Regions from separate parts of the Homo sapiens genome. Here region 1 is linked to region 2. A link is a loop called in an ENCODE intact Hi-C map of the cell type or tissue named here. Cell type or tissue: GM12878. All regions are shown on one strand. Each heading gives the region's core, and the rest is flanking DNA. Links, peaks and the distances in the headings are about the cores only.

Evidence for each region. Peaks named below come from ENCODE experiments on the same cell type or tissue, not always from the same donor. Only the 100,000 strongest peaks of a DNase experiment are listed, where the experiment ranks them.
Region 1: it touches region 2 in a loop (1.9-fold over the local background); 7 of 110 quality-filtered maps call a loop at or near these places.

What each region holds. Positions count from the first base shown.
Region 1 is chr5:148,287,996-148,293,382 of GRCh38, reverse strand. FBXO38-DT (FBXO38 divergent transcript) reads left to right here. Exons shown (of 5, transcript NR_105057.1): 4 at 2,388-3,131. Among named protein-coding and RNA genes, the nearest start is that of SPINK7, 22 kb to the left of the region's middle. In GM12878, for the core only: a CTCF peak has its summit at 2,614; no DNase peak of the experiment used is centred there.
Region 2 is chr5:148,480,704-148,486,090 of GRCh38, reverse strand. It overlaps HTR4 (5-hydroxytryptamine receptor 4), which reads left to right. Exons shown (of 7, transcript NM_000870.7): 7 at 2,798-4,544. The coding sequence ends at 2,888. All of the region lies in intron 2 of LOC107986462 (a long non-coding RNA gene), which reads right to left. Among named protein-coding and RNA genes, the nearest start is that of FBXO38, 99 kb to the right of the region's middle. In GM12878, for the core only: a CTCF peak has its summit at 3,042 (motif pointing right); a DNase peak (open chromatin) is centred at 3,170.

The sequences.
Region 1 (5,387 bases), core at 169-5,168, 190 kb after region 2:
CAGAAAAGCAAAAATTATGAATGTAATAACTAGATATATTGATCACCTGTATGCATACTTTCTATAAATGAGTTCAGTTTTCTCATTTTTTTCTTTCCCTGTATTTGTACTTACTGAATTTATTGAAATTGATTTTAATATCTGAATGTGATAAAAAATTTTGGTCTTATATTTTCTTTGACTTTTTATTATTTCATTTTCTAGTGATCCATTTTATTGTCTTTTATACAAATATTGGCCTTTGATGGCTTGAAAGTTTTTGAAAAAATGATCCTCAAACACAAATGGTTTAAGAACTTCAATAGAGAGTTTGACGATTATATGGTCATAGGTGGAGCCATGGAGGGACAAAGAAAGAGCAAAATTGTTCAGCCTCATGACTGGGAAAATGAAGCTCCATGGCCTGAAATAGGGAAGAGGAGCTGGCCTGTGGTGAGAGATGCTTGTTTGAGTTTTAGATCTCTATATTGTAAGATGATGGTAGAAAATTCAGATACAGGGTCTAGCAGGAGACTGGAGCTCTAGAACTGGAGCTGAGGTCATAGAAAAGATAAGATCAGGATCATTTGCCTGAAGTCATAGTTGAATCATAGTAATTGTAAGATTCAAAGAAGAGAATGATGTCTTATGAGATCTGAGCAGCTATATTTTTTCATTCAGTGGCTTCAAATAAAATTGATTTACACCTCCTATCAAGGTTGTTTTTCTCCCAGGTAATGTAAATTTTCCTATCTGTAGCAAGAGAAAGTAACAGAGCAATGATAATTATGATGATGGTGATGATAACAATAAGGATAATAAAATAATAATGATATCATTGTAAAGCAATAGTAATAATAAAAACAAGTCCTTATGTAGTCCCTATGTACCAAGGGCAGTTTATTTCACACGAGAAAGTTAAGGCACAGAGGAGTTAAGTTTAATGACTTGCTGGAGGTCACTTAAATAATATGTGGTGGAGTTGAGGTTTGAATTCAGACTGTTTGGATTTAGAGCTTGTTTTTTTAACCATTGACTGCTAACCATTAAAGATGCTGAAGTAAATCTTTCTCAGAGTCATTAACAACAAGCTACACAATATCTTGGAAGTATCTGCGTCTTTCAGGGAAAAAACAAAGCCATTTTTTAATAATCCACTCATTTTTCTGAAAAATTGCTCTAAGGGGTCTAAACCGATTCTTCTCAAACTGCAATGCGCCCTGCAGATCAAGTGCCCTGCAGATCTTGCTACAATGCAGAATCCGACCCAGTAGGTCTGAGGTGAGATCTGTAATTCTGCATTGGTAACAGCTCCCAATGCTGGCCCTTACCCACACTCTGAAGAGCAAGGGTCTGCAAAATCAGGGGGCAGATGAGGATATGAGGAAGCTGTCCTAGTGGTTAGAGATAAACTATGTTCTGCACTTTTATCTAGAGGAGTCAGGCTCTTGCTCAATGTCCTTAAATTGTTGAAACTACTATTAATTCATTATTACATCTAGGCAGAATACTTTCTTAAAGAAGAGACTAATATTTTTAAGAAGATATGCATCTGTACTTTTTTGAAAATCTCTTATAATCACCGCTCCCTGTCCTCTTTTTTTCTGGTTCCATTTGGGTTTGACAACACAAGGTTGTGGTTAGAAGCAGGATAATTTGGGTTTGAATCTCAGTCCTTCTTCATGAACTACAAGATTACATAGTTTACTTACCTTGTGTGAGTTTAGTTCCCTCATTTGTAGTATGGGGGTGATAATGGTATTAGGCTTATAAGACTGTGGAGAGGATCAATTGAAACAAGGCACATAAAACATGCTATGGCACTTGGCATGGTACATGTGTTCCCTGAACCTGGGCTAATTATTGTTACAGCTCTATCTCTGCCCATGTGCTGTGCCTTAGTGTCACACTGCCCGTTCCTGTAATGGAACACTTGTGTTCTCATCTGGAACCTCGCATGATTATTTCCATTATCAGCTCACACCCAGAGCCCCCTCTAAATGTCCTTGCTTTTACGTTTGTGTTCATGTTTGTCTTTCAACCAGCACAGGATTTTCACACAATAGTGAAGACATTTATAAATCAGGGATTTCTAGACTTTGCATGTTTGTTTTCCTACTACAATAGAATAATTGTGAGCTCTATATTTTGAAGAGAGAAAAAGAAAGGATACAATTTTCTTTGATATTTTTCTTTGTGTTCTGTGGTAATACAGGATTGTTCCTCTCCATCTCTCTTTGGAGAAGATTTCATTTTTGTTTTTGTTATTTTGTGTAAAGCAGAGACATAGACTAAATAATGAAATAGTGTTAGGCTATAATAGACAGCCAATATTAACACAAATGTCTGTATTTTAGAAGCTGCTTTACTTTTTGAAACTGGAAAAACCTGAAACTCTTTCTTTCCAGCTCCAGAGAGAGCCATCCTGATGGAACCTACTGACCAGGGGGACACAAAAGAAAAGAGGGAGGAGATGAAAGAAGGTGAGGGTCTCTATTGCCAGCAGAACTGGACTGTGTGTTTAACTGGAAAGCTGATGGAGAATGTAGTTAGGCACAGCTCTCTGGACCCTTCTAGTGAAATAAAGAACTAGTTAAATAAGGCAAGACAGAAGAATGAGGCTGCCATCTAGATGTAGTAACAGGTAATGTTCCAGGGCACAAGGGAGCCAAAGGAAGAGAGTTTCTTCACTTTTTATTCTCTGCAGTCTTCATACATAATAATGATCTCATTCCTCTATATTAGTCAAGATCTTCCCATTATAAGTGACGAATTATAACCAGATTAAACCAAAAAGTAAAATAATTTATTGACTGATTGATATGGTTTGGATTTGTGTCCCCGCCCAAATCTCATGTAGAATTGTAATCCCCAGTGCCAGTTGGAGGTGGGTCCTGGTGGGAGGTGATGGGATCATGTGGGTGGTTTCTCATGGTGTAACGCAATCCACCTTGGTGCTGTCGTCACGATGGTGAGTCCTCATGAGATCTGGTTGTTTCAAGGTGTGTGGCACCTCACCTCTCTCTCTCTCTTCTCCTGCTCCCACCACGTGAGGCACCTCTCTCCCCCTTTGCCTTTTGCCATGATTGGAAACTTCCTGAGGCCTCCCCAGAAGCAGAAGCCCCTATGCTTCCTGCACAGCCTGCAGAACCGTGAGCCAATTAAACTTCTTTTCTTTATAAATTATGCAGTCTCAGGTATTTTTTTTATAGCAGTGAAAGAACGGAGTAATACAATGATATAATTGGAATAGGATGAGATGGAGTGAGCATTAGGTATGCTGGAACTAGGGGATCAAATGATATCAACTCACTCTCTTCTGCTCAAAAACATACGTAATCCCCAAAAATGCTTGGCTCTTCTTCTTCCTTTTATTAACATGTGGCCACTATTCTATCCTAATGAATATGGGCTTTACCCAGGAAATGAGTTAAAAGGCCACAGCTATGTGTATATGTGTATGTGTGTTGGGGGAGGGGGGAGGGGTTGGAGGTCTTAGTTTACCTTTTCTGCTCCAATACCTATCCACTGATGACTTCTAAACTTTTTGTCAGCACCATCCTAATTCTGATTCCCAGATCTAGATATTTAGAGGGCAATTTGGCCTAGATGTCTAATAAGTCATTCAACTACAAAGCAGTCAAAATAGAAGTTGCTATTCTTCTTATGTTTTATCCTTAGTTATTTGTGTTTCTCTTCCATGTTGATGATGATACTATCTTTAAATTCCCCTTGGATCTTCATCAGAGATCAGAATTTATAAGTTGATTGATACATATTCATTAAATATATGTTGAACATGCAAAGTGGAGATGCATCATGTGTAACATAATTTTGTTGTGAGGATTAAATGAAATAACATGAAAAACATTCAGTAAAATGCTTGACATGCATAATTTCACAACCAATGAATGAAGAGGATACAAAAGATATTTTTAAACTTGTGTCTTTTATCCTATAGTTTCTTAAGTGAATTCATAACAAGGAAGAATATGATATTTTTAACACCCAGGGAAAGTCACCTTACCACCAAAACATCCTTTAGTACACTTCAGGTTGTGCCTTGAAGTGTTTGTTTGCATTTGTTAATATAAATGAGAGAAGAGAAGAAAACTTCTCCCACCTCAGGTAAGCCCGTAAATGCAGCTGTCTCTACTGCATCTCAGGGCATTGTTAGATACATATTTTACTTTAGCCTGGAATCCATTTGAAATGAGTTGAGTGTATGAAAAGAATGGCCATGTACATATATATATATATTTATATATAGTTATATATATGGTTATATGTATGGCAATAAACCAATTATTAATAATGTAAAATGTAGTGAGTGATATTACACACCCATCTCTATAAAAGGCATTTTCCCAAACATTCTCTTTAGTGTTTGCAGGAATCCCATACATTAGGTGTAAAAAGTGGCATTAAAGTTAGAGAAGGGGCTACTCAAGGAATGGAAGTCACATATGTGGCAGGAGGAAGTGAACCTAAGCCTCAGTGCTCCATGTCCATCCCTCAGCTCACTGCACCTCAGTGCCACACTTAGCCCTGAGAAAACCTCCTCTGCCCACGGACACTCACTGGGGTAGCATCCTTTACAGTTTTCAAGAACAGACATTATTTTCTGTTAGGGGGAGAGCATTTCCTTCATAAGTAAAATTTATCCACCAGTACTGATCCTAGAGGTGTTGAGTGCCTTGAAAGCTCTCTGTGTCATGAACTCTTAGACTAGAAATGAATCTTAAATTAGAATGGCACAAATGTGTATCACAAACATATAAACATACTCAAGCATACCATGGCTGACATTTAAAATGTCTGGACTAAGAAAATGTGAGGCCAGAGGTTTGGATGAATAAACTACGTGGACATAGAAGCTTCCTAGGACAATGACATGAATGTTGTCAAGAAAGGCTGTGTCTGTTAGAGGCCAAAAGGCCTGAATTACTTATGGGGGTATGACCAGTGTCTAGACAGCAGAGATGAGGCATCGTTAGCGATTCACCTGGCATGTGCCTTAACATTGCTTTTCCAGCAGGGCAGATAAATGATGGCCTGAAAGCTGCCTCAGAAAATCAAGATGATTCCAGTCTTCTCCACAACCCTGGAGGAGAATGGGCATCCCCTATTCTCACTATTCCAAAGTCAAGAGTGTCCTTGGGGGAAACACCCGAGTCAGCAGGGGCAAGGAGGTGCAAGTAGCATTTGGTAAACAACACAAAATATCTGTAGAACGCAGTGGAAATATTCATGAGGGAAGACAGCCATGGAAAGAAGGACTGGGGAGAAGAAGCACAAAATTGTAAGAGAATGTGATATGATTAAGACAAGGCTGCTTGCCAAAACTCCACACAGGCAGCGGTCGAGCTGGTCTTCTATTCTCCTTGGACAAAAAAGGCTCTGTTGTC
Region 2 (5,387 bases), core at 210-5,209:
CCATTGTCCTTTCTCCATGGCCAGAGCTATATTGATGTAACCTGGCATTAGACATCAAATAGCAATACTAGAGTATTTTCAATCTTTATTTAAATCTCTAAAAGAATTGTACAAGAGAGCCAATATATTGAAGCTGAGTTTGCCAATGTCAAAGATAGATAGAGAGGGAGAGAAAGAGAGAGCCAATGTAGCCCTTCGGAAACATTTCTCAAAGAACCTCTTCCTCTCTCCAATTGCTCTGGAGCCTTCCACATGCCCAACCACATGGCTTTCTTTAGCTCTGATCTTTTCGCCTTGTCTTTTATCCTCACCCCTCATTCTTTATTATGTTTATTCATGTGGCCCCTCTCTTTGTCTTCCGGACTTTCCTCCTACCTTCACAGGATTTTTTCCCCCTTTACACCTAGTCTCCCTAGTTCTACGTCACAGAAAACATGGGGTTCCACTTGGCAATGACTCTTCTTTAATGGTCAGATGGAGTTAGCAGGAAAGAGTCTCATGTTAGTGTCACAGTCATATTGTGTTGCAATAAATGGAAATGCCACATCACACTGCAGGTTTCTCACAGGTGGAACATTTATAACATGCACCCCTCTACATATTCATTTCACCCAGGAGTCTGCCATAGTGGGACAAAGAAATGCTAGAGACAGCGAGACCTAAATACTGTATCCATAGTGGTAGTTGTCAAAATGATGAATGACAATACAGTAGAACAGTTACTAGCACAGGTGCTGGTGTCAAAAATGACTTAAATGTAAGGTCTGACCCTGTCATTTATTAACTGTGTATACTTGGGCAAATTACTTATGCTCCCTGAAGCTCAGTTTCCTTGCCTGTTAAATGGGTGTAATACATGAATTAAGGCACATACTGCATTCAGCCCAATGCCTGGCACACCAGTGCTGCACTAATAGGTGGTTGTTTTTATCGTTGCTAATAATGACAATAATAACAAATATGATACAAAGGGGATTTGGCCAATGAGAGATGAGAAATTCTTATTTTCTTTCTTCCCTCTCTCCCTCTTTCCCTTCCTTCTTTCCTTCCTTTCCTTCTTCCTTCCTTCCTCCTTCCCTTTCTTCCTTCTCTCCTTCCTTCCTTTTTAACCTTCATTCCTTCTTTTTCATTCATTGTTTTTTCTCTAAATAGATATATTCAATGAATCAGACAGATAAAAATGTAAGGGAGTATGTAAAGGCCTGAGGGCACATCTTGAGTTATCTAGAGAGTTTACACTTTAAAATGGCATGTGGAAAATCTGGAGGAAGGAACATATAACCAAGGATGAATCAAGGATGAACAAAAGCTATGTTCAGAGCTATGTTCAGATCTAACCCAGAAATAGTTAGATTTCATTATTTAGGGAAGAAATCTTGCATATTCTGCTATAATAAGAATAGACTTCCAACTGGAAAGAAGAGAACATTTTAGGGAGAAAGTTGCTGTCCAGGATTGATGGAAAGCATTTAACTCTCTCTGAGCCAAGATGTGTCATATCTCAGGGGCTTAAAAAAAACTTGTTGCTAACAAGTCCGAATGAACTTCTTCTAGGACTGGGGAATAGGTGGAAGCCTGGAGATAGTAAATATTGCCCCAATTTTTCAAGAAACACTAAAGCTAATCTCCAGAAACCATAGACTCATAGCTTGTGTAAGTAAGATTCACTGTTGTATAATAATTCATGCCAAATAATTTCTTTATCTGCTAGGACAGATTTTCTGTTTGACAGAGACATTTTAGCAAGGTATTGGACAAAGCCTGCCAGAGCGGGTCCATTCTCAGGCACATTGAGCATTAGATGTTTGACTGCAAGGAAGCCTGTCTTGGGGTAACTATGATTCTCTGTTTTATCTTGCTCAACATTTTTTACCTTGCCTGAAAAACTAAAAGGCAGATGACACTAAACTGAAATATCTACCATTGTAGATTATTTGATCTTCCTATGTGCTTGCAAAAAACTTAAGGTCTAGTTTGAGTGGGTGCTAAATAATCATATCTTGAATGTTAAAATTGCTATGATTTAGAATGATCTCAGCTGACTAAAGTGATACCAAACCGATATAACAAAGTTTAACTGAGTAAAATGTGATGGTTTATATTTTGGCTCAAATAAATAAATAAATAAATAAATAAATAAATAAATAAATAAATAATAAAATCAACTAGGCAGCAATGTAATAAAGAACCTCAGGAATTGACAGTTGTTGTATCAAAAACGATCAAAGTTGGCAGCAAGCTCAATATACGCCAATAACTTATTACCATTTTTAGAAATGAACTGAATTTGACTACATTAATAGAAATAAACCCAATTGATGATGAAAAGCACATGATGTAAGTCAGGCTCCCTGCGAAAATTTGTGCACTTTCCTAGTACCATAATTCAAGAGAGGTGTTCAAAGGACAGTGCCCATTATGGGGAATAATCTGGAAACTATAATATATAATGAACTATTAAAGAAAATCGGAATGTGTAGCTTGGAGTAGAGAAAACTTGGAGGATATAATCGGTAGAGGGCACAATGTTGAGGGGGCCTGATAGGCGTAATAGGTCCATCAGGTAGAAGCCATATGGACACCGATTTTGGCTGAACATTAATGGGCTATTTCTAATAGTTATTATTGCCAAAAATTAATATGGACTGGCCTGTCAATGGAAATTCCTAAGTAGAAGCCAAATAGCTACTCATCTGCATGGCACAGAGTGTTCCTGCCATGCAGGTGGGCTCTTTCAGGAGATGATCTGCAACATCCTTTCCAATTCTGAGGTTCTGTAATCTTCTCCTCTCTCTAGGGATGCAGTGGAGTGTGGTGGCCAGTGGGAGAGTCAGTGTCACCCGCCAGCAACTTCTCCTTTGGTGGCTGCTCAGCCCAGTGACACTTAGGCCCCTGGGACAATGACCCAGAAGACAGCCATGCCTCCGAAAGAGGGCCAGGTCCTAAGCTGCTGCTTGTGCGCGACTGCACCCGGTATTCTCTTCACCTGAGGCTTTCCGTCCGCCAGTGCAGGAACCCGGTGCTCGCTGGGCTTTTCCTCTGAGATTCCAGCAGGTGGCGCTGGAGGGAGTCAGGGGACATAATGGCCTCCTTGTTCACTTTTTATTTCCCAACACTCCCTCTTCCCAGATTCTCTGCTTTTGCCGCGTGGTCTCTGGTGTCTCTGACATGTTCCCGTCACTCACTGTGTCTGATCTGTCTCACTCACGTTCTAAGCACGATAGCTTGCTGCGTCCTATCTCGGTCACTGATGTCTCCAAATACGCCTTCTTTGCTGTGTGGGCTTCCAGATATCAACAAAATACTCCCTCTCTGTTCCTGTCTTAGCCAGAGGCGTCGCTCCTGTCTTGCTTACTTGCTTGGTCACGTCCGTCACAGCCATGTTCAAGCTATCCCCTGCCTCTTCTTCGCCCTGTTCTGTGCCAGACGCTAACACACTTTTCTCCCTGTGTCTGGGTCCAAACGTGCATCCTCTTGGTTGGCCCCCTTGTCAGTCCCAGACGTCCACTTGCTCTTCCTTATGTCCAATGTCTGTCCTCCTCTTCAGGACATGCTCCATTTATTTTCCATGGAAGACACAGGGTCAGAGATCTGTCAGAGGAAAATGGTCTCCACAGCAACTCTGGAGGGAAGCTGAAGACAGATAGCTTCCTCCTGGTGTCCTGGCCGCTGGCGTGTCTGCCCTGAGATGCTCGCTCTCCTGCTGGGCTAGAACGGGACGTCTTCTAAAAAGCCTTGGGCAGGGCTAGCAACATCGTAGGTGTTTATTAGGCTTCAGGATCTTTCCCATGAACTTGTGATATCATTTTGAAACCCTTCAATCTGGCTTTGTTGCTGCCAAAGGAGATAACTGTTGGAAGTTCACACTGGGGAAACTCATTTTCCCCTGCAGCTCCCCCAAGGTGCAGGAGGGCAGGATCCAGCAGCACTGGGGATGCCGAGGCAATGCTGTACTTGAAGCCAGAGGACCCAAATTGCCGCCCTGGCTGTGCTGCAAACAAGCTGTGAGATCTTGAATAGTGTTCTTTCATCTCTGGACCCCACTTTCCACATCTGTGCACTCAAGCTTGGACTAGAGGACCTTTAAGTTTTCTTTCTGTTTCTAAGACAACAGTATGCTGCTATAGCCGTCTGCTACCTCGAGAAGCCATGGCCTGCCTGCCTTTTGGCTTTGTTTCAAAGGAACGACCCTCCTCATTTGGGCCTTTTAGACCCCTGACCTTTCCAGCTTTGTCCTTCAGATTAATCTGGATGTCTTTTATTCAAAGCTGAGTCAGTGGCTCTTGCGAATGCCCCATAGCAGAAGTCCCGGGAAGGTAAATGCCAAACCCAGAGCCATGTGAGATTCTGACTTTGATCTTGGCTGTGGTTTAATAGCATCTCAGGATTATTTATCATATTCTCTTTTTTTCTTATTGCTTATAAGGTGTCAGTTATTGTTTCCATTGTTGTTTACTTTAGTTCTGGAACTGAAACCGACAGGAAGAAACTTTGGAATAAGGAAGAGAAGATTGACCAAACCATCCAAATGCCAAAAAGAAAAAGAAAAAAAAAAGCCTCTCTGTCCTATGAAGACTTAATTCTGTTGGGGAGAAAGTCATGTTTTAGGGAAGGAAAATAGCCTCTGAAAGAGAAATGCTATTCAGAATTCGTGAGAAATATCTCTCCATGCTGAAATGCTCTTTGTGTAGACTGGGATTCTCCCTGATCAATGAAGCAGATTGAACCAGGGAACCATTCTTGTCACATATGAAGAAAGTTTATTTAAATTCTAACTTACACCCTGACTCTGACTCTGTGGCTGGACCAATCCCCTTTGATTTTTCAAGTCATTGTTCCCCTGCCATCACTAGGCTCAGCAACCACCATTAGGAGGCAAGCACCATTTTGAGGTGCTTTTCTAATATGAAGAAGGGAGCAGCCAGCTTCTGGGCTCCATGGCTCTGGACCTGATGATGAGACCCAACCAATCTGCTGTGGCTGCCCACACACCCACCCATTGCCTGCATGAGCACATTGGTGGGAGGAGTACAGCACAGAGGCAGCACGTGCACTGGGTCCATTGCTGACTTATTAAGCAAATTGAACTAATTCCTGAATGTCTCAGACCTCAGAGAGAATCTCTCTTGCCTACTTCACAAAGTTGTTGTGGAGATATAAGATAATTTTTTTGTGAAAACATTCTGTAAATCATAAAATGCCATTCCACATATTTATCATTACTTTGGGCGTTTTGGATTACTGTGGATGTGCCTGAGCACTCGAGGACTATGAATTTATTTACCGGGAGGTAAACCAACTTAAGAGAGTAAGTTTCTATGTTGATAAAGAAACAGAGAAAGAAATGCCCAGGGCAAAGTTCGCAGGAAGGTAAATGCCAAACCAGA